3 separate regions of the Homo sapiens genome follow, and all the other regions are linked to region 3. Evidence: chromatin loops called from intact Hi-C (ENCODE). Cell type or tissue: MCF 10A. All regions are shown on one strand. Links, peaks and the distances in the headings refer to the core of each region. The heading gives the core; the rest is flanking DNA.

Region 1 (8,291 bases), core at 2,013-4,512, 340 kb before region 3:
CATCTAATTATTTAAGCAGACAGACTTGGTTTTCATTCGGTCCCTAACCTTGCTCTCTTAATTGGTATACACGATAAATTCAGAGTTATAGATTATTTCCTGTGGCATTGGTGGATTACAGCTCAAACCTAAAGTTTAAAGATTTAATTTTCTGTTGTTCTTAATGAAATAACCAAAGCAGCAGCTCCCCGTGGTGGGATATGAAAAGTAGTGTATAGATACCTACTAAAACATTTGCAGACCTCCTCAGTTTTCTGTTTTTAATGTGATGAAAATTTGTACAAATAACAAAGAAAGAATGTCATGGTAACTAAAACATTTCCTATACATGTATTTTAGAGGGAAGCTAAATCAAAGGTCTTCAAAGAATTACTAGGGTTCTTTCTAGGAGGTTATTGACAAATATGTAGTTTGTCTCTGGAGTTTGTGCCTCTTTCACAGATTGGTGTATTTGTGATCCCACCGGCAGAATAAGTGTCTGTAATTCATTTCTCCTTGTTAACTAGTGCGCCTTTGTGTAGAGGATGATTGGCAGCAAAGTCGGCTGAGTCCCAACGGATGAGCTTGTTAGCAAAACCCTAGCATCCTATCTCTAATAAAGCATATCAGCAGTACATTTTGTCCTATCTATTAGCCTCTCTGTTTCTTTTTTTGTGAAAAGCTGAGTGTCCCTTTGAAGCAATGACAAATAAACCCCTGAACTGAAGTGCTAGGCTGCCTTACGGACAGCTGGATAGTAAATGTCACACCGTGTAGAGAATGCCTATTATCAGAGTGAGCCATTTGTTCCCGGCCTTTCAGTATCTTAATGTAATACAAAATTGCTAAATCAAGCCCCATGTCTGTGACAGAACATAATTAATGAGAAAGCAGGAGCCAATTCAACACTCTTTATTGGGACCTAATTGGCTCAGGCAACAGAGTTGTCACTCAACAAGAGACTTCCTTTAAAGCAATTTTGTTCTTGGTTGTATTACAGAGCCTATTAAATTGTCCCCTCCTTGATCACACAAAGAAGTATCTGCATGCAATAATTAGCTTTTCCAGGGGGAATTTTTTTTAACTCATGCGATACCGAATCATTCTAAAACCGTCTGGAAAAACACCCAGGCCGTGGGGATGTGCTGCCATACTGAGCTGCACTGTAGGCTATTTTCCAGGCGGCCGAGGCAGCAGGGATCTGTGCTGCAGAAAGCTGAACAGGAGCCCCAAGGAAAAGAGAAGCATGTTCAAATGTGGAGGGTGGGAGGATGAGAGAGGGAGTGGGTAGAGGAAATTACTTTGATGGATAATCATAGCTCACGTCATAATCTGCAGTTAGAAAGGGCAAAAAAGGAATGCCTGTATGTACATATTTAAACATATGTTTAGTTTTTGTAGTCGTACCCAAGTCACTTAGAAATCAAAATTAACAAGGCCATGGCAGGGGTGGAGGTTAAATACATAGAGAAACCTGAATTGTCTAGAGCAACATTAATACATTCGACCACATCTTGGAGTTTTATGGGGCACGCTGTCTCAAAACCAGCACAAATATTTAGTGGCATGTGATTATTCATTACAATCTGAAATTTCGCTTTTGGGAATTGTGCTCCCCCCACCCCATTTAACAAACCTCAAAATAAATTTAGACCTGGTATTTACATTATTGTTATAAAACTGTTTCTTTTTTTTCTGTCACAGTATCACAGACTTCAAATAAATCTGTGCCTTCTCTTCATAAGTTTTAAGACAATGTGACATGCAGTAACTGGAGACCATGGAGAACTGAGCTTACAGTTGATACTGGCATTTGCTAGGATTTGGATGAAAAGGACACAACTGGTTAAACTAGAGGAAAAGCAAATGGGAAAGTTGTAGGAAATATACTTTAAAACATACAAATTAAGCAATGAATTGTATGGATGTTAAAACTGCAATATTTGAGATCAGAAAAAAATTATTAAAGGTTGATTTAAGTGACAGCACTTTGAACAGTCTAAATAAAGGCAAGTATGTGGCTCTTTTCTTGAAATATCTGTCAATATCTCCCTTCTGTGCCTTCAGAAACAACGCAGACTGTCTAGTTTGCATGGCAGCAGCATTTGGTTGGATTTAGAGAGAGCGGCTTGCCTCGGCATTGTTATTTGCCTCAATGTGGAAGTGCCAGATCCTAGGAAAGAAAGGAAAGAAGGCAAACCTCTAAAATAGAGGAGAGCTGTGCTGTTCTTGCTTTTCTGTGCAGTTTGGAGAAGGTTTGCAGCTGCTGAAATCCCAGGACTGTGCCCCAGCTATGACGGCATTATGCAGCAGGCGCTCAAAGTATAGTGTTTTTTAGGTTTTCCAGCATTTGCCGACATATTAGCTGTATTGCTTAATTGTAATTTACTTGCATCTACAGAGAAATCATTTTGTTTCCCACCCCCTCTCAAACCTACCTCTAAAGAGTGAGCAAAGTGGGATTTATGAATGCACTCTAAATGTTTGAGAAAGATTAGCTGTTATTCTATAGGGTATTAGAAAATAAAACTAACAGCAATACAAAAATATTAGTCAATAATGGCCTTTCCCAGGTGACTCTTGAACCTTGTGAAAGCACACATTCTCAACAAAGATTTATTAGTCTAGTCGGGGAACACATGATAATGATAGCAAGAGCTGCCAGAATTTAATTTGCTTTAATTAATCATTTGCTTCATAACACGACGATTTTCCCCCTCCCCCTCCCCTTTTGTAACTGTCTAGATTATTTTAAAACATTAGATATTACACTGTGGATGGCTGATGAAACTGAAATTGAATGCTGTAAAAGTTAGATTAAAAATTCATTTAACAGTATAAACATTTCAGAGTGCAGGATGGTGCCGATTAGGTCAAGTGAGTATGGAGTGATAAAACAGTCATGGAGCTGAGAGAAAAAATATTGTCAGAGGGCATTCAAACAGCTGAATTTAGTCTAATTTAAATGTTATAGCAGACACACAAAAATTGTTAACTAGAAATATCGTTATAATTACTCTTTGGTATTTTAGCAACACAGACTGGTAAGAAGTCAGAACCTAGGTTTAAACACATTTATTCATTTCACTGTACAAACAAGCTTTGGTTGCAACTGGAATTCGTTCTCATGGTTAGGCCAAGGGCCCTCCATGGAGTGCTGAAGCTGAGTCAAAGACCACCTCGCCTGGCCCTCGTAGGAGAATTAAATGGAGTCGCTCAGATTTCCAGGATAGCCAAGACACCAGCTATTTTCATCATGCTCCTCTGGACAGCACTGAGCGGCAAGTGTCTCCTCCACGTCTGGCCTGGGAAGTGGCCAGGCTCAGAGGCAGGGAGACTGGGCTCAGTTAAGCCTAACAGAGATGCTGGCCTTCAGCCACGAGGGGGAGCTCACGGACACCCCTACTGACAATGCAGTGCAATTGGCTTGAGAAGCTAAAGCTTTCCCAAGGGTTTGAAGAACGACACGGCGCCTGACATCGCCGCTGACGACTGCTGATGTGAACGCTTTTGTGTGACAGGCTGAGGGGAGCTGGGGCGGGGAAACTTACATTTGTCTAGGCTTAGTGACCAAGCAAAACGCTTGTGTTCCGAGGTCTTTCAGCTTCCTCCATTTTGCTGATGCCTCGATGGACAACCTCAGCACTTAATTCTTACCCTTGTCTTTGTGAGCCTCCCCCACGAGTTGATTGGCTGTATTAAACGGGATTAAGCCCAAATAAATGCTCAGAATTCTTCATCAGCTCCCCATCGTCTACAAGATAAACTTCCTTCGGGTGTCACCAAGGCACTGAATGAACTGGTCCCTTCCTGTGCCTGTATCTTAAGCGTCATTTCAGCTCTCATCCCACTCTACCCAGCACATTGCTCATTAGCTACGCCTACTTCTCAGTCGTGTCCCTCTAACCCGTTGCCTTGCCTCAGCCTGATTGTCACTCTTTACATCACCCATCTTTGATTCCCTCGGAAACAGTGCTCACCTTGTAAGGTTCCTGTGAGGATTAAATGAGGTAATTTAGTAGTATGAGCCTGGAATATAGACGGTACTAGTGAGTGTTAGCTGTTATTATTAAGGACTTGCTTACGATCCTGTCCTTACACTTTGTACAACTTTCCCCCATATCAAGGACATTATAGTATTGCTTATTCACATGCCCTTCTCCTCACGATATTATAATCCTCTTGAGGATTATGTTTTTTAAATTTTTGGATCCCCAACCTAACACGATGTTTGGCTGCCATGTTGTAGGTGCTCAATAAATGTCTCCTGTATGAACTAGTGGCTGTTTGTTGTAAAGCATTCTGCAGTTTGGTCACTGGCCAATTTTTAAGAAGTATATAAGACCTTAAGTATTTTTTAAAGAAGCAGACATTTGGGTGGCTGCATACCATTTTTTCTCAAGCAGGTTTTCTAACCGTTTTCAGAATCAGTTAACAAAAAACTCTCACAAGGCCAGGCATGGTGGCTCACGTTTGTAATCCCAGCACTTTGGGAGGCCGAGGTGGGTAGATCACCTGAGGTCAGGATTTTGAGACCAGCCTGGCCAACATGATGAAACCCTGTCTCTACTAAAAATACAAAAAAGCAAAAAAATTAACTGGGCATGGTGGCATGCACCTATAATCCCAGCTACATGGGAGGCTGAGGCAGGAGAATCATTTGAACCTGGGAGGTGGAGGTTGCAGTTAGCTGAGATCACACCACTGCACTCCAGCTTTGGTGACAGAGTGAGACTCCACCAAAAAAAAGAAAAAATAGTAACAATATAGTCCCAATATATATAACAAATATATATATATATATATATATATATATATATATATATATGTCCCAAAAATAGTAACAATATATATCTCTTTGTTTTTTCAAATGCAAATAGTATTTTCAAGGACAATCAATTCATTACCTAATTCATTAAAATTGATCATCAATGAACTCAAGATGTTTTCATAAACAATTCATCCTCTAAGTACGAAACTTGGCTGTCACTCACTCTATCTAAAGGCATCTTCCAAAATGAGTTCAATAGAGGCAGCAGGGATAGAGTTGGTGTGTATTTTCTCACTGCGGTTCTTTGATGGAGACTATATGCTCTGTTTAACTTTTAAGTTCTTAACATAACAAACGGTTCCATTTCCTTGTCTACTCTACAGAACTCACCTGAAATACAATCAATTGCAATTATAATTGTAGAGTAGTCTGACATAGTCTGCCCATCAAGGTGAGAAAATGAGAGAGGTAAGAGCCCTATTCTGAGCCTCAAGAAAGTTTCAGGCTGGGAGAATCACCTAATTTGGAATTTTGTAAGGAAAAGAACATTGAAATCTCTTGCTTCACCAACAGTGGAAAGGCTTATAGATACTCGCTGTCAAGAAAGCCAGTCTTGCAGCTCTTTTCAATTTCCTGGGAAGTCAGGATATCCACTGCAGCTCACGGCACACCTTCACAGTAGAGTCACAGCAAGCTTTGTGCCAAGGAACAGGACAACATCATAGAAATTTGGGGGTCTCCTTGGAATTCTTAACCCTAAAATGCAGGGGGAAATTACAAACTGGTATTCATATGATTGACTTTGAATCTCACTGAAGGGATGTGAGCTGAAGAAAAATGTACTGTCATTTGCTTGGTTCAGAATTTCTGAGTGTTGGGGGCTGGTAGGTAACTCCTGTGGTCCCACAGAGAGCATTGTAATCAAGGAGAGCTCTTTACATCCCCTCTAGCTCCCTGCAATACGCACTGGCAGAATTGGTTAAATGAGCCGCCATACTCTGGTCAATATGAATAGGCTTGTAAGATGCTCAGTTTGATTTAATGGCCACCCATGGACTTCCATATGCAGAAAGAACTGTCACATTCAGTCTGAATAAAGCTCGAAAAATCAACTACTCCATTTGGTGTTGTAGTTGCATTTTAATGTCCTCTTCAGAATTCTCCGTTATAGTAACATCTCTGCAATCAGTCTAGCATAAAAAGACCTGTTTATAATAAATTGGTCAGCCTCTTATGTACCTATCTTTTCTGATAGGATAGAGAATGATAAGATTGTTCTTTGTAGACTAGGCTATAAGATTTTTAATATGACAAGTTGTATCTCTCCATTTATACAAGTGATTTATTTCAGGTTTTATTTCTGTTTTGAGTCTTTGTTTTCATGTTAACTCATAATTGTCCTGGGGGAGGGAGGAGGCAAATGGATTTCACCCACGAATTGTAGATCTTTGGGAGATGTTTGAGTGAGATGAAGTTTATAAAGAAGCCAGTTCTTGAACAACAAAATTGCTCGGTTTTTTTGCCATACTTTCAGCTAGGAAAGCAACTAAGTACTTTTGTGACAGTTGTGAACTACAGTGCCCTGGACAGAAAATGTTGGCAGAAGCAGAAGTGCGCCACTGATTTGTATGACTATTCTGAGGTGGAATAATCACACTGCCTTGTTAGTTCATAATAATCACCCAGTACAGAGGACCCTAGACCTTTGGAATCACTCAAAATTTTCATTACAGAACCAGCAGTCTTTTAGACGTGCTCTGGTGTACCTCAATGTTGAAACTGCATATTACAGGTTATGCTCCTGTAAATAAAGGACATTTTGTTATGCCCACACTCAGCTGTGTTCCCTACTGTGATTTCTTTACTAGCTCCTGCTGTCACCTATAGCCAAATAGAATGCATTATTGGTGAGCCTTTTTGCCCAAACTTGATGTCTGTCCAGACGACAAAATCACTGATTAGGTAGGAGGATAAAAGTCCTTCAGGAACAGAGTGGCTCTGGACCTCAGCTACAGACTGCAGCTAATTCATAAATGTCAACAGTCAAGAGGAGGGGAACCAGAACATTTTGTCTTGAGGGTGACTTCCCAACCATCTCTGGGATGCATGGTTTTCTTGTAGATTAAGGTTAAACAGGAAATGACCAAGCATGACTCTTCAGCTAAATTTGTAATGATCATTCCTGCTTGGTTTTAAAAAAGAATCCATTCTAAGGCAAATTTGTGCCTTTATTTCTCTTGGGGGGTTCAATAAGGAACTTAAGGATGCTTAACTTTCAGAAATACTGATGAGATTATTGAAGAGCAGTCAGTTTCCCTAGACCTTGTTCCTATTTCTCAGTTCTTTTCCTCTTTAATCAAAGTGCTCAGAATAACTAGCTCTTCTAGAGATACTGGTATTCCAAATTGTCATGTAGATAAGTAAACTTTTTTATCCTTTAAGAAAATTCTTCTCCTTAGTCATTTATTGGCATATAGGCATAGAACTCTATTGAAAGATGACAATTGAGAAAATTTCATTATGAATTTTTTATGAGGCCAATCAATAAATATTCATAATGACATCAACAATTTACAGTTTCATTTAAAGTTATTATAGGCCCCATTTATAACATGGTGTCAAATGTTATTTATATATTACAGATAAGGAAATGGGGGTTCCATAACATGCCAAAAGGTACTTTGTTGGCAGCAGTTGAGAACAAGTTTTGGAGTTAGACAATCCTGATTCCGCCACTTACGAGCTGCATGAGCTAGTCGCTATTATTATTCTTCATCTGATTTCTAGCTCAGTGTTTCTTCCATTTTACTGTGCTATGAACCTTAAATCATCAAACATTACAAATTAAGTAGAAAGAAAGAAGAGTATTTTGCTAAGTACTTACCACAGGTAAATTAATTTGAAATGCTGTTTTACAAAGAATGGTGGGAATTATAGCTAGTTTTCCCAAAGAAAGAAGTTCCAAAGACACCGAGATGTTCTGCTGCCTCCTGTTGGCTGAGGGGCAAAGTTTATTTCCTTACTGTACCAAATGAGAAAGGAATTATTTTATACCTCCTGTGTTTAAGTCATTATGGAGTGGTAAGGCCTCCTCTAAGGAGTCAAAAACTGTCTAGACGAGTCTGAAGAGGACCAGTTTTAGACAGTCGTGCTTAATACAGAACATGGGCTTTGGGACAGGAGATTTCTCTTTTTGCTCTAAGAGAGTTCTCTGATTAAAGTCCATGAAAACTCTGTTGAACATTCAGTAAGCATGGATTAAGAAATTGACTATGACCCACATGTTCAGCTGTACCTTGAGAGAACACATACACACTCAACACACTCATGCATACACATACAAACACAAAACAAAGCAAAACAAAGAGCAGTTGACTTTCCATTCTATTCATTAAAAAGATTCATTTATAATTGTATTGTGCAGGGGGCTGTAAGATTGAAGTGATACCTGAGGGAGGCCTGGGAATATGTTTGCACCACATTACTTGGACTGCATGATAATTGAGAGCCATTGTGGCTGAACACTTTATGAGTTTGTTTA
Region 2 (8,291 bases), core at 1,918-4,417, 120 kb after region 3:
GCTGCCATTGATATAGTGATTTCTCTGATAGATCTGGGCAAAGTAAATTGAAAACATTTTGGATAGGAATCACCATTCTAAATGCCATTAAGAATCTTCATGATTCATCAGAGGTGGTTAAAACCGTAACAATAAGAGGAGTTTGGAAGAAGTTGATTCCAACACTTATGGATGACTTTGATGGGTTCAGGACTTCAGTAGTGGAGGTAACTGCAGATGTGGTTAAACTATCAAGAGAACTAGAATTAGAAGTAGAACCTGAAGGTGGTTCATGCCTGTAATTCCAGCACTTTGGGAGGCCAAGATGGGCAGATTGCCTGAGGTCAGGAGTTCGAGATCAGCCTGGCCAATATGGTGAAACTCCATCTCTACTAAAAATACAAAAATTAGCTGAGTGTGGTGGCAGGTGCCTGTAATCCCAGCTACTTGGGAAGCTGATGCAGGAGAATTGCTTGAACCCAGGAGGCAGAGGTTGTAGTGAGCTGAGACAACACTATTGTACTCCAACCTGGGCGACAAGAGCAAAACTCCCATCTCAAAAAAAAAAAAAAAAAAAAAAAAAAAAAAAAAAAAAAAAAAGTAGAGCCTGAAAGTAGGACCGAATTGCTGCAATCTAATGATTAAACTTGAATGGATGACTAGTGGCTTCTTATGGATGAACAAATAAAGTCATTTCTTTTGATAGAATCTAGAATCTACTCCTGGTGAAGATTCCGTTAACATTATTTAAATGACAACAAAGGATTTAGGGTTTTACATAAACTTAGTTGATAAAGCAGTGGCAGGATTTGAGAGGATTGACTCCAATTTTGAAAGACACTCTACTGTGGGTAAAATGCCATCAAAAAGCATCACATGCTACAGAGAAATCTTTCATGAAGAGTCAACCGATGCAGCAAACATCATTGTTGTCTTATGTTAAGAAATTGGTTGTGAGGCACGGTGGCTCACTCCTGTAACTCTAGCAGGTTGGGAGGCCAAGGCGGGCGAATCACTTGAGGCTAGGAGTTCGAGACCAGCCTGGTTAACATGGTGAAATCCCGTCTATACTAGAAATACAAAAATTAGCCAGTCTTGGTGGCACACACCTGTAATCCCAGCTACTCGGGAGGCTAAGGCATGAGAATTGCTTGAACCCAGGAGGTGGAGGTTTCAGTGAGCCGAAGATCATGCCACAGCATTCCAGCCTGGGAGATAGAGCAAGACTCTGTCTCAAAAAAAAAAGGAAAAGAAAAAAAAGAAAAGAAAAGAAATTGGGCTGGTATGGTGGCTTATGTCTGTAATCCCAGCACTTTGGAAGGCTGAGGTGGTGGATCACTTGAGCTCAAGAAGTGTGAGACCAGCCTGGACAACATGGCGAAACCTCATCTCTAGAAAAAAATACAAAAATTAGCCAGGCATGGTGGCACACACCGGTAGTCCCAGCTACTTGGGATGCTGAGGTGGGAGGATCACCTGAGCCTGGGAGGCAGAGGTTGCAGTGAGCCAAGAAATTGCCACTGCACTCCAGCCTGGGCCATGGAGTGTGACCCTGTCTCAATTTTTTTTTTTTTAAAAAAAGAGGAAATTGCTACAGCCACCTCAGCCTTCAGCAATCACCACTGTGATCAATCAACAGCCATCAATATTGAGACTAGATTCTCCACTGGCAAAGAGATTAGGACTCCCTGAAGGCTTACATCAAGAATCCCCAAACCTCAAACCATAGACACAATAGGAGTTGAGCAGTGAGCCAGTGAGCATTACCGTCTGAGCTCTGCTTTCTTGCCTTCTGTCAGATCAGCGGCATCAGATTCTCATAAGAGCCTGATGATCTGAGGTGGAACAGTTTCACCCTGAAATCATCCCCTGTCAAGAGACCACTGGAGACGATTGTCAGCATTTTTTAGCAATAAAGTATTTTTTTTTTCATTGAGGCATGTGCATTTTTTAAGACATAATGCTATTGCAGACTTAATTGACTACAGTGTAGTGTAAGCATAGCTTTTATATGCATTGAGAAACCTGAAAATTTGTGTGACTTGCCATATTGCGACAATATGGTTTTATTGGTTTTATTGTTGTGATCTGAACTGAATCCACAACATGTTCAATGTATTCCTGGCATGTTTTTATAACATTTCAATCTTTGAGACCAAAGGACCTCTCTTGTTTCAGTTGCAAAAGTATGTCTGTTTTGGTGCCTGTAAATACATTTACAAATCTGATGCCTTCAGGATGCTTACAGGCAGTCCTTTGTCTCCAGTTAAGCTTTTTCTTTTCTTTAAGTTTTCAGTAGAATATTCCAGGAATCTCTGCATACTTCAGGAGTTTGCAAGGTTAGTTTTTTGTTTTAATACTTACCTGAACAGTCGAACCATTTTCTAATGCTCATCTAACCAAACAACTACTTTATTTATTGTTCTGCCTGACCTGTAATGTAATCTGCATGATGCGCTGGCTGTTTTCTGATTCAGACTACATATTTCAGATTGGATCTACTTGTTGTATTTTTTTTTTCTCCTGCAACCTGAAGGCCAGGCAGAGAGGGTTCATTGAAATCTAGGATTTGTTAGATTGTATTTTAATCAGTTTCACAGCATACCCTCCTTCTCCCAAGCCTATTGCCCAATCTCAGAATGAGATCAAAATAAACTGAAATTGTCCTTACTCACTTTCACAAAGTTGCTAGTTAGAAGCAAAATGTCCAATCCATCCTGTAGGAAGAAGAGAGGGACCCAGCAATGGGCCCAGTTAATCTGTAAATTGCATATTTAACGTAGGAATAATCATGGCTCTTGTTATTGAGATCTTTTCAGTACATTTGGTGGAAGTAAACTGTTTGTGTCCTCCAGTGGTTGATGAGATCCGCTTCTTGCCTTGCTTTCCTCTCCTGGGCATTTATTTGCTAAGCAGATTGATCTATTTAGTGCATCTGTGTCTGGGTGGGTGATGTCTCCACTACTACAGTACACTCTTCTGTATTTATTATTTCACTAACAATTACTTCCACTTTCTCAATTTTCCCTTCTCTGGCTTGTTCTCATGCTCTTATCTTGCCATAACTTAAGTTTTCTTCTCTCCTCCTCATTGCATATTCCCCTTCATTGGCAACTTACAAGTACTTACATCACCTTGTGATGACTCACACTTTCTGTTGATAATGAAAAGTGATCATGTTCTAGAGAGCAGAGCCCATGCTCTGGAGGCAGCCTGCCAAGGGTTGAATCCTGGCTCTTGGCTCTACCACCCATCAGCTCACTAGCACTGTGAACTTGGACAAGTTTTTTAACCTCTCCTTGCCTACCTTTCCACATCTGAAAAATGCAATACTCTAGTTCCCACCTCATAGAGATGCTGTGAAGATTAAAGGAGTTATTCTACATTGTGGATTTAGAACGATTCGTGGCACGTAGTAAGTGCTCAACAACTGTTAGCCATTGTTATTACTTAATTTCATTTAGCTCAGTTGTATGACCATTCATTCAGCCTTCTATTAGCATTCTATTTTTCTGGCAACACCTATTGATATCCCAGATAATTAATTTTCTTTTTTTGTAATGCATTTAGAAAATGCTGCTCTTTGAAGTAAGTTAAGTGTTGCCTTTTTCTCTGTTATTTTGCAAGGAGGACAGCTTGAGTTGGAATATCTAGAAGTAAAAATCTCTCTGTTATGGTCAAATACCTCTTAGTATCCCTCAGCCAATGGGTGTGATTTTTACTTCTTCCCCCGACCAATCTAATGGAGTTCAACATCTTGCTACTGCAGGTGTCACCTGCTTACTATTAATAGCAGCATGGTCAATACCCAGGAGGTTGTAGAAATGCAGATCAGAGGACACACTGCAGACCAACTGTATGATAATCTATAGTCTAACAAGATATCCATGTTATTCTTAAGGCTATTAAAATTTGAGAAGCACTATACCAACATTTCTAGGTCTAGAGCACCATAATTCTGCTCTAGGGAAATAGGAAGAAACCAACCTGAATTCCATTTTAATAACACATAATATTGACTATTTCTATAATTTAGCACTTTAAGCCCTATGAGATTTCCTGGAAAACCTATGTTGGCATTCTCTTGGGTGTAATTGTTATCGATTAATGTCATGATTAAAAGTACGGCTTAGGTCTACTGGGAGTTTTAGCTCACTGAAAGGAAAAAAAAACACCTCATTGATCTGAAGCCCTCAGTCAGTCATTCTTAGCTTTTCAGAAAATACTTCAGATAAATAGCAATAATGTTAGCACTGAGAGGTTTGTCTCAGGGGATGATCTTTCTAACAATGACTTGCATTGATTAAGTTCATTGCTTTTTAACTGTTCACTTTGTTACTGTGGTAACTCTATTTTAAACATTAGGATGCATTTTTTTTTTTTTTAGTTGGATTGTGTATGGGTAAAGTAGCACAAGGAGGCATATTTGGGCTTCTTGTACTACTGGTGAATTACTTGTTGAGAGTCTAATGCTCCTGTTTTCTAAATACTGCTTTGTTGAGACAAGATTCTGGAAAAAGAAGACATTGGACATGTTCGTGGGTTAGACAGCATTAAGAAAAGTCAGGCAACTGTTATGATTCTTGGTATCAGTGTCAGCTCTCAAGAAAGGACTAAAAGTGCTAGATTTACTAGCTGGAGAACATTGCTTTTTGAACAGTTTACTCTTGGGAATCTTGTATAACAATGTTGTTAGATTGTTCTCTTGCCTTTTGCATACATTTTTTTTTTTTTTTTTAGTTTCGTTCTTGTTGCCCATACTGGAGTATAATGGCCTGATCTCGGCTCATTGCAACCTTCGCCTTCTGAGTTCAAGCAATTCTCCTGCCTCAGCCTCCCCAGTAGCTGGGATTACAGGCGCCAACCACCATGCCCGGCTAATTTTTGTATTTTTAGTAGAGATGGGGTTTTGCCATGTTGGCCAGGCTGGTTTCAAACTCCTGACCTCAGGTGATCCGCCCCCCTCGGCCTCCCAAAGTGCTGGGATTACAGGTGTGAGCCACTGCACCCGGCCGCATACATTTGTTTTTATGGGTGGTTGAAACGTTTAGAAAATCTTCAGCTCACTGCTTACTGTGGTTACAGGATAGCAAGAAAGATAAAGAGATTGGGTTTAGGCATTTTGAATTTGGCTTTAAATGAACCCAGTTGCAGATGTTAAATGGTGATATTAAGTCAGTCTAAGCATTAATATAAAATGATGTTCAAAAGTTATAGAACAGCATATAAATAATTGAAAAACAAAAGATCATTATTTTACCCCTAATTACTAGCCTTGGAGTATGGGTCAACCTTTCCACATCCCTCACCTTTCACATGCAATGAGATGCTCAGTGAATCCCAATAATTATCCTTTTCTTAGAGTCTCAAGTTCTTATCCTCTGTTTTTATTAAAACAGCTGTGTTTCCAGCTTGGATTATTTTTACCTCCTACTTAAACTGTTGCAATTCATGGGTCATTTACTCCTTCAGAGTTACCAACTATGTTTTTAACAAGTTGAGTATGCTAATATAGAGTTACAATTTTGATATTAACTAGACAAAAAAATTAAAACTTGGTGACTTCTCATTGTCAGTAAACAAAAAAATCATTTCCCAATCTGGTCAATTAAAATTCCCCAAAATGGTCATAGTTTACCTTAAAATATTCTTGCTAGACCTTCCTAAGTATGAACCTTGTGTGCCATCAAAATGAGACTGTTTATTCTAGTCCATATGTACATTGTATTTCACAATATTTGGACCTTAGCTCTGTTTTTCCCTCCATCTGGAATGGTCTACTCATAATTTCTGCCCACTGAAATACTTCTTATCCTTAATCCTTTTCCTTAAGCCTGTGGGTCCTTTCAGCCCTGAACACTCAGGTATGAACCAAATACTACCATTTGGGAGGGATATATAGAGGATAGTCTTGCATGGCTTTTGACCTGGCCTGTCTCATGTCCGGCTCATTGAAATGCAGTTTCTGGTTCTCAGATTTTAAGTTCCAGAAACTTCATTTTTAAAATAAAACCAGAGTTGCTATAGTTCCTAGAAGATAAATCCAGGCTAGTAAGCCTCACAAAATATTTTTATGGACTGGAGTGCCTGTATACTAACTTAGAGTGAGTGATGTGCTTTTCTTGGATATTGCCTTTCTGCAACAAGATGTCTGCAAAGCAGATTCAGAAACTGGAAAGTTGCTCAATTGGCTCAGAATTGAAACATAAGGAATTGGTTGGTCTTGAAGGATATTCCATCCAGGTTATGGGAAAATCTTATTGAGTCACCTGATAAGATTCTTTTCCTTGGATAATTTGATGTAAACACTGGTGGATTCCTCAGGTTCCAATCTTTTATCTGTTGCTCCAACTGACTGAATTACAGTTCTCCTTTACATCTTCCATTCTGATAGTATCATTCTAAAGATGTCACTTTGTTACCTTGTTTTAAATTTAGCAACTTCCTATCCTTGTCAATTAACTTGTAAAGTAATCCAGGTCTAGAAAACCACATTTAGATCTATCTAATCCATCTACTGTGGTGCAAAAATCTTTGGATGGCTGTTCTCATACATCATGTGTTTGCTTTTGAGCCTTTATAGTCTCATAATGTGCTTTTTATCTGAACTTACACAAGAATTATTAAATTGCCTTGTGCATTAGATGTATTGTCTTCTTCCTTTCTTAATCTATTTGTATTATGGTTATTGGCAAACTGGCCTTATTTACTATCAGGTCTAAATTTCTTAAAAGCTGGGACTATTACTTATTCTTGTTTGTTTTTTCTGTAGTCTCAAGTAGAGTCACATCTTTTTTTTTTCAGAAATGTAGCTTTACATTCTTCATTTATTTATTAATTCTCTCCTTCCCTCTTTCCCACCCTCTCTCCCTTCCTTTCTTCCTTCGCTCCTTTCTTCCTTCCTTTCACAGGCATTTATGAAACATATACTATTTGCCAGGAATGTATTAATGTCTGAGATTACAGGTATAAAAGATGTAGACCCAGGCCGGGCCTGGTGGCTCATGCCTGTAATCCCAGCACTTTGGGAGGCTGAGGCGGGTGGATCACCTGAGGTCAGGAGTTTGAGACCAGCCTGACCAACATGGAGAAACCCCGTCTCTACTAAAAATACAAAATTAGCCAGGTGTGTTGGCGCATGCCTGTGATCCCAGCTACTGGGGATGCTGAGGCAGGAGAAACGCTTGAACCTGGGAGGCGGAGGTTGCGATGAGCCGAGATTGTGCCATTGCACTCCAGCCTGGGCAACAAGAGCGAAACTCCATCTAAAAAAAAAAACACGTAGACCCTAATAGCATAGTTACTGCCACTCATTGATTGCCTTAAGCTCTTCATGTAATTCATATAAGACCACCAAAACCTAAGTGTTAATACTCCCCACTTGTTTTTTGTTTTGTTTTGTTTTTTAATAAGCATATTGAGGTTCAGAAAGAAAAAATGACTTTCTTAAAACCACACTGTTAGTGAAACAGCTGGGATTGAAGATCAAGGCGATTGCCTCAAGTGGTTCTTTTTCCCTACTGCTTATTCATGTTCATTGGAGGCAACTTTATCGTTTAAGGTACTGTGATGGCTAGCTACACGTGTCAACTTAGCCAGGCTGTGGAGGCCAGTTCTTGATTAAACACTTATCTGTGTGTTGCTGTGAAGGTTTTTTGTAGGTATGGTTAACATCCATATTCAGTAAGCTTTAAGTAGAGGCATTAGCCTTGATAATGTGGGGAGGCCTCATCAATCAGTTGAAGACCTCAAGAACAAAAACTGAAAAGAAGTTTTGCCTCAAGACTGCAGTACCAGCTCCTGCCTGAGTTTCTAGCTAGCTTGCCTGCCCTTAGATTTTGGATTTTCCAGTCTCTACAATGGCATGAGACATTTACACACACACACAAACACACACACACACACACTTGGGTCCCCTTTCTCTGGAGAACCTTGACTAATGGGCTGATACAGGTTCTGACAGTTAAATAGACAAAATATTACACTAGCATTTTTATTGCATTACTTTAAACTCTCAAATTAAAAGTGTTTTAAAGTTTAAAATGTATATACCATATAGTAATTTTATTTTAAATAGGGAGGATTGGTGCCAGGGGTCTTATCATGAAGGGACCAAGTGTGGAGCTAGAAGGAAAGGGATGAAGGACTGGACTGTTTTTCAAGGTGATTGAAAAAATAGAGGGATGTCACAACTTAAAGTTGGTCACATTATAGCTGTCCAGGGAAAGATTTATAAAATTGTTGAAGATACTCATTTCAAAAAATTCAAATAACAGAAAACACACATTTTTTTTCCTGTGATTTGACATCAG
Region 3 (8,291 bases), core at 3,479-5,978:
CCTGACAAGATTAACATTCATCGTTGGAAATTGTTGGAAGTACCTCCACGTAACTCTGCATACCCTTGCAGGTCCACATCACTTTTATGTGGGCATGAAACTTTTTTTTTCTTTCTTTCTTTTTTTTTTTTTTTAATTTGAGATGGAGTCTTAACACTGTTGCCCGGGCTGGAGTGCAATGGCGTGATCTCAGCTCACTGCAACCTCCGCCTCCTGGGTTCAAGCAATTATCCTGCCTCAGCCTGCCAAGTAGCTGGGATTACAGGTGCCCGCCACCATGCCCGGCTAATTTTTTGTATTTTTAGTAGAGACAGGGTTTCACTATGTTGGCCAGGCTGGTCTTGAACTCCTGACCTCGTGATCCGCCCACCTCAGCCTCCCAAAGTGCTGGGATTACAGGCGTGAGCCTAGGCCTAGGGCATGAAACTTTCTTACCCTTGCAGGTCCACATCACTTTTATGTGGAGTCTTCATTAGGGCATGAAACTTTCTTTACAAAGTGGTGCTCCCAGTCACTGCTAGAAGTCCCTTATTCTTGTCTTGTTAGCCAGGATTAAAATAATGAAAGCCCATTTCATGAATATAATTAATATAAGCTACTATTCACTTTCTATATCCTCTTTTCTTTTCCAAGATTAAAACATCCAGAAGAGATTAAAACCAGATTTTCCCAAATCCTTCAAGTTTTCTATGTTCAATTTCAAAGTTGCCAGAGATATACACCAGGTTTATTATAGATATTCTCTGTTTATTCATTCCCTTGTCATTCAGCAAAAGTGAGCAGCAGTTGGAAAACTGTTAGATTTCAGGTGCCTACAATAGAAATTGCAATAACCAACTCCATGGGAATTTTCTGTTTGCGATGGGGAGGTCCAGTAGATACACGATTTTTTTCTTCTTGTTTTTCTTTATTCACTCTTTTGCATTCAGTAATATTTCACCGTCTTAAAAGTAATGTTAATTCTCTAGGGCATCTTTAGAATTCCTTCTCCTGTTTCCTTATCAATTATTTCCAACACCCTACATAAATCTTTCATACTATTGATAAATCATAGTCTAACAAGAAGTTATTCATACTTTTTTTAAAATTCCTGTAAGTCTCATAACTGATAAGTACTTTAAGCTCTTTCTCTCTAGAGCTCTCATCTAATCTCACATTGAAATGCCTTCTGCACACTGAGAAGATTTCTAAATGTATTTCTGACCCTCTTCTCTTTTCTGGATGCTGGACCCATATATCCAGCTCTAGATGCTATTTCTAAGTTGAATATCTAGCAGCATATCAAACTCAACATGGTCAAAGTAGAAATCTTATTTCTCCCTGAACTTGCTCACTCTCTATCTTCTGTGTCAATTATTGGCACCACCATCAGTCCAATTGCTCAGAAACTTGGGAGTCTTTTGTGACACCCTTGTTCTCTCACTCCTTGTAAATCTCTGACTCATTCAGCAAGAACTTCCGCCAACATAGAGCCTGCAGTTTCCCATTTCTTAGCATCTCTTCTACAACCATAGGAGTCTAACCCGTGTTTCTAGACTCAAAAACAGCAATAGTCTCCTACCCAGTGTCTCCACTTTTACTCTTTTCTCTTATATTCCACACAAAATCCAGAGTAATCTTTTAAAACATGCTAATTAATCTTATTATTCCCTGCTTTAAAACCTTCCAATGGGTTGGTAGTGCACTGAGAATTGAAATAAAAACACTTTACCATGGCTTTCAAGACTCCTGGTAACCTGGTTTCTATTAGCTCTCTGACCTCATCTCACGCACTTGCCCCTCTTTTCCTATGCCTTGAAAATGTTAAATATATTTCTGTGTTAGAGTCTTTGCACTCTCTGTTACCTATGCCTACAATGTTATTCCCCTAGTTCTTCTGAAGTCTACCCTTTCTATCATCCAGATTTTGGCTCAAATGTAAACTTCTCAGTGAAGTCTTCTCTCATTCCCAGTCCAGAGCAGTGCCCATTTCTTCATCCCTCCTCCCACAAGTCACTGTCTTCGCCATTGGGTTTAAAAAATTCATTGCAATTATGAATATTAGAAATAATATCATTTGTGGTTTTACTCCATCCCCCCTCCCCTTTTCACTGTGATCTTTTTAGGGCAAGGACCACCTGTCTTCACAGCTGTGCAACTGGTGCCAGTACAGTGCCTGGAACAGAGAAGTCCTCAACATGCAGTTGTGATATCTATAAAACATGAATGTCTTCAGCGCTCTTGAATCTCAAGTGAAACTAGCTTTTTGTAAGTCTCTTGTAAACTGACCAGCAAGCTTTTTTTTGATAATAGAAAACTGTGGAATATTAACTTTATTCTGATTTCAAAGAAAATGAAGTATAGTTTCGGACATTTAAAAGAAAAAAACCTCCTTCAGAATTCAGAAAGGCATTTCATCAAGAAAAATTCCACCATTTTCCTAGATTAGCTGAGTCTAGAACATTAGGAAAATTACCTACCTGTATCAGGGATGAAGAGGACCACCTCATAAGTAACTATGCAGGGAAAATGTAAACACAGGTAGACCTTATCAAACCATCACATTCAGAGAATAAATTCAAGTCTCTTCAATGCAGTTGTGCAGCCTTGCAGTGTTTGGGGCTCCATTACTGACCCTGGGAACACGGTTCTAAAGGAAGCTACCTTGCAATATCTTGGGCCACAACCAGAAGTTAAGACAATAAATAAATAAATAAATAAATAAATAAATAAATAAATAAAACAGAACAAAATAAGCTATACAAAATACAAAATGTTTGTTTAGGTATGTTTGTGTGTACTTACGCAGAGGAAGGGGAAAGTCTAGGGAAGTGGCGAAGAGAGAGGCAAAGCTGACTACATTATCTGCGTGGCCCATTGCAAAATACAAATGTGAGACTCCTTGATTAAAAATTATGAAGAAGAACAAAACAGCGACAGTAGACTATTGTCCCAGAATATTAAACCAAACACGGGTCTTATGAGCTGTGGCCTATACAACTGCATAGTCGCACACCCATGAAGCCCACCCTGGTTGGAGGGGAGAATTATAATTCATCTCCAGCGAATGTAAAGCAATCCCCACCCTGCCAAAACAACAGTAAAAATAAACGGCGATCCAAATTAGGGCAGGTTGTGCCCAATCCTGATGGCTGTGCTTGTGATGACGGTGGCGGTGCTGAGGTGGACTTGGGGGCACTGCTCCTATATAACAGACTTTAGATTGATAGAGGAGAAGGAAAATAGTTTCTGAAGCTCCAAAGTAGAAACTTCAGGCGCAAAGAATAAGGTAAAGGAAAGGAGACCGCATCAGACCTCCCTCCTGCCCTTGGGCAGTCAATGCCTTTTCTTTCCAAAGCGACCCTCTCCTTAGATCACTGTGTATATCCGGTGCCTTAGGAGCTGGGGTGGAGTACGTAGGTTTGGCTGTAAGGGCGCGTCAGAGCGACAAAAAGGGTAGAGACAAGTTTAAACCCCTTTCTGTGGAGTGGCTTCCTACCCTCTTTGGCCACAAACCCCAGGGCTCCCAGAGGGGCCTGGATGTAAGTGGGTTCCAGATGACCCATCCTCCCTTGACCCTCCGAAGGTAAGACCCAAGGGGAACCGCTGTGATCAGCATTCTTGAATTCCTCAAAAGTCACCTCACTTGTAGAAGTGCGTAGTCCTCCAGCATTTGGAAGAGGTGGCAGGGACCTTGGGGCCCGGGAAGTTCGCGACCCCAGGAAGCGGGTCTGAGGCGGTGCACCCCATCCACTCCGTCCGCAGTCGGGGCGGGGCAGCGGGACCCGAGAGGACGGGAATCCCTGCAGGGAGGGAAGGGCCGCGCCTGCCGAGGCGGCTCCGAGCCCCGCCACTCGGTCCTATCCCGGCTCGCGGAGGCTCAGGCCCCGGGAACTGCGGGCGGAGGGGGCGGCGACCGGGCACCCTGCGGCCACTGCGGCCGCTGCTCCTGCGACTCCCGCGCCCGCCGGGTGGTGGCTCCCCAGTGCCCGCCCCCAGCTCCCCTTCCCCGCCCCTCACGCCCCCTTCCCGCCCCGGCCCCCGCCCGGCGCTCGGGCCGCGCCGACCCGTCGCCCCGTCCTTCCGAGCGCGCCAGGCGGCAGATTCTTGGCGGCGGCGGCGCCTCCCCAGTGCCGGCGGCCCCGAGCCGGCTGCCGCGTTCCGGGCCTCAGAGTCCTCCCGCCTCGGCCATTTTCCCTCCTCCCCATCTCCTCCCCTTAGTCCCCTCCCCTCCCGATCCTCATCCCCTTGCCCTCCCCCAGCCCAGGGACTTTTCCGGAAAGTTTTTATTTTCCGTCTGGGCTCTCGGAGAAAGAAGCTCCTGGCTCAGCGGCTGCAAAACTTTCCTGCTGCCGCGCCGCCAGCCCCCGCCCTCCGCTGCCCGGCCCTGCGCCCCGCCGAGCGATGAGCGCCCCTCCGGTCCTGCGGCCGCCCAGTCCGCTGCTGCCCGTGGCGGCGGCAGCTGCCGCAGCGGCCGCCGCACTGGTCCCAGGGTCCGGGCCCGGGCCCGCGCCGTTCTTGGCTCCTGTCGCGGCCCCGGTCGGGGGCATCTCGTTCCATCTGCAGATCGGCCTGAGCCGTGAGCCGGTGCTGCTGCTGCAGGACTCGTCCGGGGACTACAGCCTGGCGCACGTCCGCGAGATGGCTTGCTCCATTGTCGACCAGAAGGTAAGTCGCCGCACCGCTGCCAGCCCGGCGCCTCCCCGCGGCGCAGGGGGCGCTGCCCGGCTGGCCCTCTCCGCGCCAACTTTCCGGCTCCCGGGGCTCGGCTGGCCGCCAGCCTCGCCGGCGCTCTGGAAGCGGCTGGCCCCGCCGCGGCTGGACGCCTGCAACCCGAGGCGCTGCGCTCGCTGTTGCTCATCCTCCTCTCGCCCCATCTTCCTCTATTCACCGATTTCTCTCCAGTCCGCCGCCTCCTCACCCATTTCCATCCTTCTCATGACATTTCCAGGTATCTTGCCCTTTCCTCGCCGCGCCCCTCCTTGTCCTTGAGACTTCCCAGTTTTCTTCCCCTCTCTCCCCTACGGACCCTGGACCAGCGCATTCCTGGTGCAGGAATCCTCCTTCCTGCACCAGAGTGCCCCCGGAATGACCTGGAGACAAGGAATTTCTCACCTGTCAGATAAGCTTTTAAGAGAGTGTGATTGACTCGGCCAGTTGTCAAAACAACTGACCAGGAGTGCAGGTACCCAAGGCCTTGTCATCTTTTAGTTCCACTTCTGTATGAGCATGGAAACACATTTTCCAACGACAAAACCTGAAAGTTGCGACCTTCCTATTTTTCATTCCCGGGATGCTGATAGTAGGACGTTGAAGTGGTGGGGGTGATGTCCAGGAACACCCCGAGGCTGGCTGTGTCCTTAAGTTTGAGGCTGTGGGGCTCTGGACAGCGGCCACTGAAGGCAGGTTAGAAGGGTCATTATCCGGGGCCAGGCCACCCCCAGAGGAGACTCAGCCCACCCACCACTGTTTACAGTAGCAATTTGGATTTTCAGGTTGCCTCTGGAGCCATCCAGATGGATGTTGCATGGAAGGGGGTGATACAGACGTGAGGCAGAGGGGGCCATGGCGCCAGTCTTCTTAGTGTAAACAGCCAGCGTTTCAGGAGTGGAGACAGAGGTCTCTAAAGGTGCTGAATTTTTCAGCCCTGGAGGACTGGCTAGCACTCCTTTTGCTTTCTAATTATCACTTGAATAATCATGAATTGCTTTCTTTAAATTATTTGTAACAGAGTTTGCTAAATCTTAAGGGTTGTGAATTGCAGCACTGAGCACAGGAATGTTAAAAGCTCCAGGTGGAAAAAAATCACTGATCTAGAAAGTTGTGAAAGTTCTAGACTAAGGTAACAATGAGTGCCAGGAATTTATTTATGGAAATTTACTTTTATATTACGGGTAATGTCAACTGTTTGCAACTTCCAAGAAAATGACACGTTTTGTCTAATGCTGATGTAAGTCATATCATGCTCCTTTTCCACATCAGTATTGTGGAATGTCTATTGTGGGTCAGCAGGAGCACTCCTAGGCACTGTGAAAGCCTTGTATACAATCCTCTCCATTTGGATGCAGACCAGTTAATGAAACAGCAATGCTTCATAAGCACGTATACAATGTAAAACAAAATTTCTCAAAAAGCAAAGGTAATTCTGTACAATTTTAACTTTTCTAAATTCTAAAGCAAGTGAAGTAGTGTCAGAGAATATTCAAATTGGGTCAAAGTAATATTGATAGACTTTGTTTTGACCAGCTTGAATTCTCCCTCCACCCCGCCCCCCACTTCCTCCTGGAGTTCAGAATGGGGAGACTGATGCCTAGTTCAAGAGGTTTGGTAGTGGGATTTTAAATGGAGGGTGAATTCCAGGTGTCTCAGAAGCTACCAAGGGGCGTGTTACATGGAGAGAGTGAGACGAGAGCAGAGGGAGAGGGACAGCAAGCACCTATGGAATGCAGCAGGCCTGCAGGTGGTGGCCTGGGTATTTAAGGGAAGTACAGTTATGAAAAGGCCTTGAATTAAACTCAAATTGCTAGAAGCCTCAGTAATCTTTTCATAGCGACATCATACCAAGGACATCTGAAAGATGGATTTGCTGTATGGAGGTTTTAGAATGCCAAAAATGTTATGGCAGAAAGAGCACCGAAGTTCAGTCATGAGCTAGTTGGAACATGAGTCAAGACTTGGGGGAGAGACTGGGAGAAATACTGGAAAGGGAAAATCATCAGCCCTGATTGGTGACTGATTTATAAGGGGAATCCTTTCCTTTTGTATTTATTCTAGTAGTTTCTTCTCTCTCTCAAAGAAGTTTGAAAAGTTTGACTGTTTGGAATAGTTAAGGTAAAGATCTCACTTTTTTTTTAGGTTATAAAAAAGTTGGGGTTAGATTTATAGATGTGAACTTGAGGGTTATTTATATACAGAATACTGTAAATAAATATATACTGGATAGTGTTTCTGGACAGAGGACTTTTTCAATTTCTCTGTCATTTGTCATCTCTTTCAGAATATATTATTATCCCAGCAGAAACAAAATTAAGAGAGCTGAAGGTCCATCACAGGATACAGGATCTCTGTGTGTTGTGACAGTAGGAATGGCAGAGTGTCAGTGTGGAGTTAAGGAAGTGGGAGGGAGTTCTTTTGTCTTTTATTTCAGTTTTTTTTTGGAAGTACCTTATGAGGACGTCAGCTATGAGGAAGGATGACAGGAGTTTGGGGATTGGATGTTTCAGGAGAGAGCAGAGGGTTTGAAATCATTTACAATTTACTATGTGGGCTGAAGTCGTGTGGAACTTACAGCAGAAGGTTCTCCTGATCTTTCTGAGTCTTCCACATCTGTTGTTTTAAATGTGTTAAGAAGTTTTTCATTCACTTTGTTCAGGAGCTCCCTAAGTACTAACATAGATCATACGAGCATTGGAAATATTAGCTGACAGTTTCAGTAACATCACAGGACATTTCCTTTGGGATGAGCAACTGAGGTGTACAAGGCTGCATAAGTTTCCCTGAGAAACTCACCTGTAAATTATTATTGTTATTATTTAGAATTTAGAGTATAGTTGTTCTCTAATTATGTAGCAGACACGATTGTACTTGAAACATTGTGATGGTAATTCAACAAAAAATACTTATTTTAAGATAACGTACCCTAAGTATATACTGACTTATATAAGTAAAGAATTATTTCTTTCATCTTCTAGTTTAGGTGAAAAATCTAGTCTTGCTTTTTTGTATGTAACAATGTATGGCTATATAATATGTTATTCTTTCTTTTTAGAAAGTATTGATCCAGGGTTTTATTTACATTATGTTTGTTTATTTAGTTTGCAAGTGTGTGACGTTGAAGCCTGGTTGTATATAAAGATATGTATTCTGTTAGTGTACATGGTTATTGTTTTCAGGAGGGTAAAAAATAATAACAATCATTGACTTCACTTTGAAACACTGTTACTTTCTACTGTCAAAGAAACCTTGAATATGTAGACTGAGGAGGAATTGTTTTAAAGCAAGGAAAAAAATTCCAGAGGAAGAGCTAGTTTGGTTTCATAGTACATCATCTACTTATCTACCACACACACAAACACACACACATACTTTTTTTTTTTTTTTTTTTTTCCTCAAATGAGCTGTGTTACTCTTTAGGGATGCTTGATGCCATTAATATGATTGTTCATTTTGGTTATTACCTTATTAGAAAGGCAACTGATATTTTACTCTTAAATGTACTTAAATGGAGTAATAGCATTTATAAGACTCCTGGCATATAGTTTCACTTTTCAGAATCATCTTTTGGCTAAAGAAATTTAACAGTGAGATTTTAA

What was found. A loop is a pair of places that touch in the nucleus more often than their neighbours do. Peaks named below come from ENCODE experiments on the same cell type or tissue, not always from the same donor. Only the 100,000 strongest peaks of a DNase experiment are listed, where the experiment ranks them.
Region 1: a loop joins it to region 3, with 3.0 times the contacts of the local background. A loop is called at or near these places in 2 of 110 quality-filtered maps.
Region 2: a loop joins it to region 3, with 2.7 times the contacts of the local background. A loop is called at or near these places in 16 of 110 quality-filtered maps.

What each region holds. Positions count from the first base shown.
Region 1 is chr14:30,265,935-30,274,225 of GRCh38, reverse strand. No RefSeq gene overlaps it. Among named protein-coding and RNA genes, the nearest start is that of G2E3, 290 kb to the left of the region's middle. RefSeq lists enhancers at 1-1,682, 3,232-3,733 and a silencer at 3,381-3,430. In MCF 10A, for the core only: a CTCF peak has its summit at 3,357 (motif pointing right); a DNase peak (open chromatin) is centred at 3,365.
Region 2 is chr14:29,800,662-29,808,952 of GRCh38, reverse strand. All of the region lies in intron 1 of PRKD1 (protein kinase D1), which reads left to right. Among named protein-coding and RNA genes, the nearest start is that of PRKD1, 120 kb to the left of the region's middle. In MCF 10A, for the core only: no CTCF peak of the experiment used is centred there; a DNase peak (open chromatin) is centred at 3,162.
Region 3 is chr14:29,923,605-29,931,895 of GRCh38, reverse strand. It overlaps PRKD1 (protein kinase D1), which reads left to right and starts at 4,049. Exons shown (of 18, transcript NM_002742.3): 1 at 4,049-4,647. The coding sequence starts at 4,384. It overlaps LOC105370429 (a long non-coding RNA gene), which reads right to left and starts at 3,769. Exons shown (of 3, transcript XR_943703.2): 1 at 2,785-3,769. In MCF 10A, for the core only: CTCF peaks have their summits at 3,852 and 4,660; a DNase peak (open chromatin) is centred at 4,715.